Linked DNA regions of Homo sapiens: region 2 is linked to region 1. A link is a contact called in ENCODE Hi-C or POLR2A ChIA-PET data. All regions are on one chromosome and are shown on one strand. The core of a region is the stretch at or near the end of the contact, and the rest is flanking DNA. Distances in the headings are between cores, read along the strand shown.

What was found. A loop is a pair of places that touch in the nucleus more often than their neighbours do. ChIA-PET counts read pairs that join two places held with the same protein, here RNA polymerase II (POLR2A). Pooled maps may share reads with other maps.
Region 2: a loop to region 1 is called in a map of dorsolateral prefrontal cortex, with 2.4 times the contacts of the local background. The contact joins the promoter of KMT5B here to the enhancer-like site in region 1. A Hi-C loop is called at or near these places in 9 of 168 maps with a recorded cell type or tissue (B cell, HepG2, ascending aorta and 5 more), 5 of 37 single-sample maps with no recorded cell type and 17 of 50 pooled maps. POLR2A ChIA-PET finds 5 or more read pairs at or near these places in 4 of 52 experiments (A549, H1, HepG2 and 1 more).

What each region holds. Positions count from the first base shown.
Region 1 is chr11:68,256,239-68,258,938 of GRCh38, reverse strand. No RefSeq gene overlaps it. Among named protein-coding and RNA genes, the nearest start is that of C11orf24, 14 kb to the left of the region's middle. Within about 2 kb of position 1,363, at least 9 of the 41 ENCODE cell types and tissues checked have a DNase peak (open chromatin) inside an H3K27ac peak, as active enhancers do; they include ascending aorta and dorsolateral prefrontal cortex, where a contact is called at or near this core.
Region 2 is chr11:68,211,935-68,214,634 of GRCh38, reverse strand. It overlaps KMT5B (lysine methyltransferase 5B), which reads left to right and starts at 1,339. Exons shown (of 11, transcript NM_017635.5): 1 at 1,339-1,497. RefSeq lists silencers at 358-497, 608-1,047, 1,633-2,102 and an enhancer at 1-661.

The sequences.
Region 1 (2,700 bases), core at 114-2,613:
TTCTTTTATCCTCTGAGAGCATTGGTCACACTCTCCCCCTCCATCCTTGGGGGTCCTATTCCAAACCCCCTGCCATTGTTCTCTCTTGGATGGCGTTCCTCCTGGACCACAGGTGCCTCAAACTCAGCATCCAAGGCCAACCTCAGCATCGGCCCCCAGGAGTGTGTTTGGCCCCAGGGGTCCTCCCTGTACCTAATGGCATCCCCACGTGGGCTAACAGATTTAGAAACCTGTGCTTCCCCCTGAGTCCAACTGGCCATCCTAAAGGTTTCAGTACTCCGGCCGCTTCCCCTGTCCTGACCCCAGCTGCTGCCCGGCCTTGGGCCCACCACCAACTGCCTGCCCACTCTGCTCCCAGACAGCCTGGCTCATCCGTTCTCCACCCTGCGGCAAGGGACCCGTCAAAACACAAATCTAACCACACCCGTCCCTGCCGAAAGCCCCAAGCTCCTCTGCCCAGCACTACAGGCCCAATGCAGCCCCCTGTGGTGAGTCCCAGCCAAACAGAGCTCAAGGCGCCCCCGTCGCAGACCTGTCCAAATCCAGGGGCTCCGGGCTTTCTTCTCCCTGCCTTGGAGGACACGAGACTGCAAGATAAGCCAGGTGCCATCCTGGCCTACACAAAGTCCCATTCAACTCACTTTATCAGGTGCCTAGTGAGCACCTACTGTTTGCCAGCCCAATGGGGATTCAGAGATGACGTGGCCCAGGAGCCCCCGGTGCGGTGGGTGAGACCTGCCTTGTGAGGAACACAATGAAGGTGAGGGGTGGGCTCAGAGAAGGTGCCTCCTCCACCCTGGGGAGCTCAGAGAGCTCAGAGCCCCCCTCAGGCTTTCTGTTCCTGCGGCAGGGGCAGTGGCTCATCCGGGGCCTAGCACAGCACTGACACACAGGAGGTACAAAGTCCCTAACTGATGGGTGAGAGTCCACACAGAAGGTGCCAGAAGGCCAAACAGAAGTGAGAGTCCAATTCGGGGCTTGGCCCCAAAAGGAGCTCTCGTCCCTTCACAGTGAGGAAACCAAGGCACAGAAAGGCCAGGTTGCTTGGCCGAGGTCATCCACCAAGCAAATGGCAGCACAGCATTCACACTGGATCTGTCTGCAAATGTTGGGCGTGGCTCAGGAGCACACGATGGCCACAGGGAGCAGAGGCTCCTCCAAAGCCGTGAGAGCTGAGCATTCACACCGGATCTGTCTGCAAATGTTGGGCGTGGCTGAGCACACCACGGCCGTAGGGAGCAGAGGCTCCTCCAAAGCCTTGAGAGCCCCGGCAGGGCATGGCCTCGAGCTCGACAGGGCATGGCCTCGAGCCAGCCAGTTTCTCTAGGAGCAGGGCCGCATCTCTTGGTAGAGGAAGTCCAAGGGCTCCCCCTGGCGGGCAAGGCTCCCTCCTAGCCTTCTTGTTTTTTGTTTTTTTGAGACAGAGTTTCATTCTTGTTGCCCAGGCTGGAGTGCATCTTGGCTCACTGCAGCCTCTGCCTCCCGGGTTTAAGCGATTCTCAGCCTCCTGAGTAGCTGGCATTATAGGCGCCTGCCACTACGCCCAGCTAAGTTTTTGTATTTTACTAGAGACGGGGTTTCACCATGTTGGCCGGACCGGTCTGGAACTCCTGACCTCAAGGTGATCCTCCTGCCTCGGCCTCCCAAAGTGCTGGGATTACAGGTGTGAGCCACCACGTCCTGCCCCTCCCAGCCTATTTCACCAGCCCTGGTGCTGGCCTTGGCTAGAGACACCATCCCACCCTCCGGCCCCCTGCGCCTACCATTCCATGTTTGCAGGTGGAAACCCCTTAGCCCGCTCCCCTGACAGCAGGGAGTCTTGCCGTTACCCCACACCAGAGAACTCTGGCCCTCTTCGATTGTTCCAGGCCAGGGGGGCTCGGCTTCCACTATGGGATGGATTGTTCTAGGTGGTATTAGGTCATTTGCGCCTGTAACTGTCTCCCACCAGAAGGAATCCACGAGTTCAGGGAGAATGCAATGAACTCACAGGCAGCCCCCCGGGCCTCGGTCCCAAAACCCACCAGCTGGGTCAGTTGGGACAAACCACGACCATACTCAGCCACAATTTCCGTATCTACAGCTTTGCTTCAAGATCCAGCGCAGTGGCTGACACAAGCCGATACTTTTTAGAATATGGACTACGTTCGACTACGTTGAATTCTCTGTGATGGTCTTCCTGCTCCCCGCCCCAGCCCTACTCATCCTCCACACAGCAGCCGGAGGATATTTTAAAAACACAACTCAGCTCCTAATACTCCCCTGCACAGCAATCCCCGATGGCCTCCTGCTGTGAGCAGGAAACAAAATCCAAACATTTGCAGTAAAAACACAGATGAAAAATCAGGGAGATGCGGGATCCAGGCAGAGAGGCCAGCAATGCGGAGCCCCCAGGACAGATCCAAGGCCACAAGTGTGAGGAGAGAAGGGCCCTGGGGAGAGTGAAAGAGACAGGCCGGTCCCAGGGGACAGCGGCGGGGGAGGAGCGGGAGAGCCCAGGAATGCACAGGGAGTCACGTTATCCAGTTCAGAGTTTAAAAGATGACTCTGTTGCTTGAGGCTGAAGTCATAGGCTGTCTGAGGTGTGCTTTAAAATGCTTCCACATCAGGAGAAGGGGGCAAGAGAATCGTGCCACAAGACACATGTGGCTGCCATCCATCCAGCATGGCTGATGGCTTCATGGAAGTGGGGGGTCTGTT
Region 2 (2,700 bases), core at 90-2,589, 44 kb after region 1:
CCACATGGCCCCCACCTCCGGGGGTCGTCCTGACGCGTGAGAGGGAGGATGCGCGGAGACCCTGGGCAGCCCCGCAGGGGCCGGGAGCGCGCTCATCGTTCTGTTGTCTGGACTACAAGATCGATGCCCAGGCAAGCTTCGCAGCTCCCCGGCTCGCAGGCGGCCCGGTCCCTCAGGATCTCCCCGCCAGCCCGGGATCCCCGAGGAGGGATCGCACGGCCAGCGCGCAGGGCACACCCGGAGTGGAGCGGAGCACGGCGCGGGGCACATAGTGGGTGCTGGGGGCGGCGGGGCCCGCGGGGGGCCAGGCCAAGGCGCGCCCGCTCTCCTCCTCCCTCGCATGCTCCGCGCAGGAACGCTCAGCCTGCCCACACGGTCTTAGGGTGCATCTGCTGCCAGTGACCCCCATTCCCACAACAAAAACGCTCGTCTGCCCGGGGCCACCTCCCTCGGAGCAACTGGGACGCGCGGCGGGAGGGGGGGGGGTCCCCTTCCCCAGGGCTGCAGTCCGAGAGGCTGGCTCTAGAGCCGTCCCTGGTAGGGGCAGGTGTGCAAAGACCCAGGGCCCGGGACAGCTGCCGCGGTCCCGCGGGGACCGGGACCGGAATGCGGTCGCGTAAGGGCCGCAGGGGACCCTAACGTGGCGCCCGCGGGGCGCGGGCGACGCCGCCTCAGCCGCGATTTAAAGGGCAGCGAGGGCGGAGGGATCCCAGCCGCCTACCGGCCGGCCGCGAATCCCTCCGCCACGAGGGGAGGCGACGGCTCGCTCTGAATCGCCCTTTGTCCCTCCGCCGTCGGGAGCGCCCGGCACAGAACTCGCTCCCCGCGCGTGCCCGCGTCCCGCACAGAGCCCCGTGGAAGCGCCGCGGCGGCTGGGCCTGGCGGGAGGCGCGCGCACACTGTGGCAGCTGCGCCGCACGGTGTCCCTCCGCCGTCGAGGCCGCGGCCTTCTTTTCGTATCCTTCCACCGTGCCCGGGCGGGGTCCAGGCGGCTCACCGGGGGCGGCGACGCGGCGGCGGTGCGGGCGGCAGGGCAGCGGGGCGATGAGGTGAGGACGCCCGGGAACCGGAGGCGGCACCGCGCGGCGCACGGACCTGGGACGCGGAGTCCTGAAGCCGGCGGACGGTTTTCGTACGGGCGGCCGTGCGCGAGGCGAGGTGAGGCCCCGGGTGGCGGGGCGCGGGGGCGGGCGCCGGGGGCGCAGCGAGCCGAGGCCGGGGGCGCGGGGGGCGCGACGGCGGCGGCGGCGGCCGGTTGGGGGCGGGGGGCTCGGACGCTGCGGGGACTCATTTTTCCCGTCAGCGGAGGGAGCGAGCGGTGCTGCGGCCCGCGCCGCCATCTTGGATTTTACTCTCCATTTTTCTCTGGAATTATTTTTGGTGATTAATTTTCTGGGGGGGACTGGGACGCGGGGCCCGGCGGCGCGGCCCCGCATCGCAGCGGCCGGGCAGCGGGGCCTGGGACGCGCCCCGAGGAGGAGCGGGGCGGCGCAGGCGGTGAGTCGGGGGAGGGGCGGGCGCCGGCGAGGGTGTGCGGGGGGCGGCCTCGGTGACGGGGCGGGCAGGGACGTGGGGGACCGCGGGCCCAGGCCGGTCGCAGGGCTCCGGGGCCAGGGCGGGTGGGGCCGGGGCCGGGCGCAAGCGGCCGGGCGCGGGGGGCGGGGCTGCGGCCGGGCCGGTGCGGGGCCGGCGCGGGGCCTGCAGTGGTGGCCGCGGCCGGAAGGGAGCGGTAGCGGCCGCCGGGCAGCGTCGGGGCCGGGCCCGCGGCCGCACGAGGGGAGCAGCCCCGCCGCTCGCGATTGGGGGACTCTGTTTTCCCTTTTCTCCAATGGGCAGCCGTGAACCGTCTCGCCCAATCTGCTCCCACTGCCGCGCTGAACTTTTTGTTTTTGTTTTGGCCCGAGCGCATTTCGGAGCCCTCCCGAGCTCGTCCTGCAGCCCACCCTCCTCCCCGACGGCGCCCCTGGCCGTGGCCCGGCGACCCCGCGGCCGCTGCGTCCCCTTTGTGCTTTATCCGCTCTCCCTGCGTCCCCTGGTGTGTGTCTGTCCTTCCACGTATTCGCGGATGATGTGCACCGTTGTCACCTCCGCCTTGGAAGGAGGAACAATGACAACTCGATGCAACTTGCTGGATTAAGATAGAAACAAGTTGGGTGCTGAGAAATTCAGTCTATTTGGGTTTATTGGACCCGGGTCTGGAACAGTAACTTAACGATTTATTAAGTGGTGGAACTTTCGGAATACTGGGGAGGTGAACATGTGTTCTTTGAAGTTAATTTTTAAGAATTTGCCAAATGAAATTTACCTGGAGTGGGGGGAGTTTTCCTTAGAATAGAGGGCAGGTGAATTAATTTGATTGATTGTGGTTCTTTGTGATGTGGACCTTTTTCGATTTAAACCAGTTTGATATAAAGTGTAGTTGAGGATGGCCATACAGGTCTGAACTTTGCTGTGTAGGATCTTTAGAGGAAGCAGTTGCCAGCTATAACTTTTTTCCTTTAGTCTTTAATATTGAGAACACGCCTATAATATTGATAATTAGTAGTAAAAAGAAGTATTTTCAAAAGAGGAGGAAACCATTTTTACCTGAAATAATTACAGATAATGTGTGCATGTTGAAATACATAAATTGCCGCTTGCTGTAAATACAGATTTATTGTGTATCTGAAGGTTTAGCAATTTGAACCAGAGGTGTGGCCC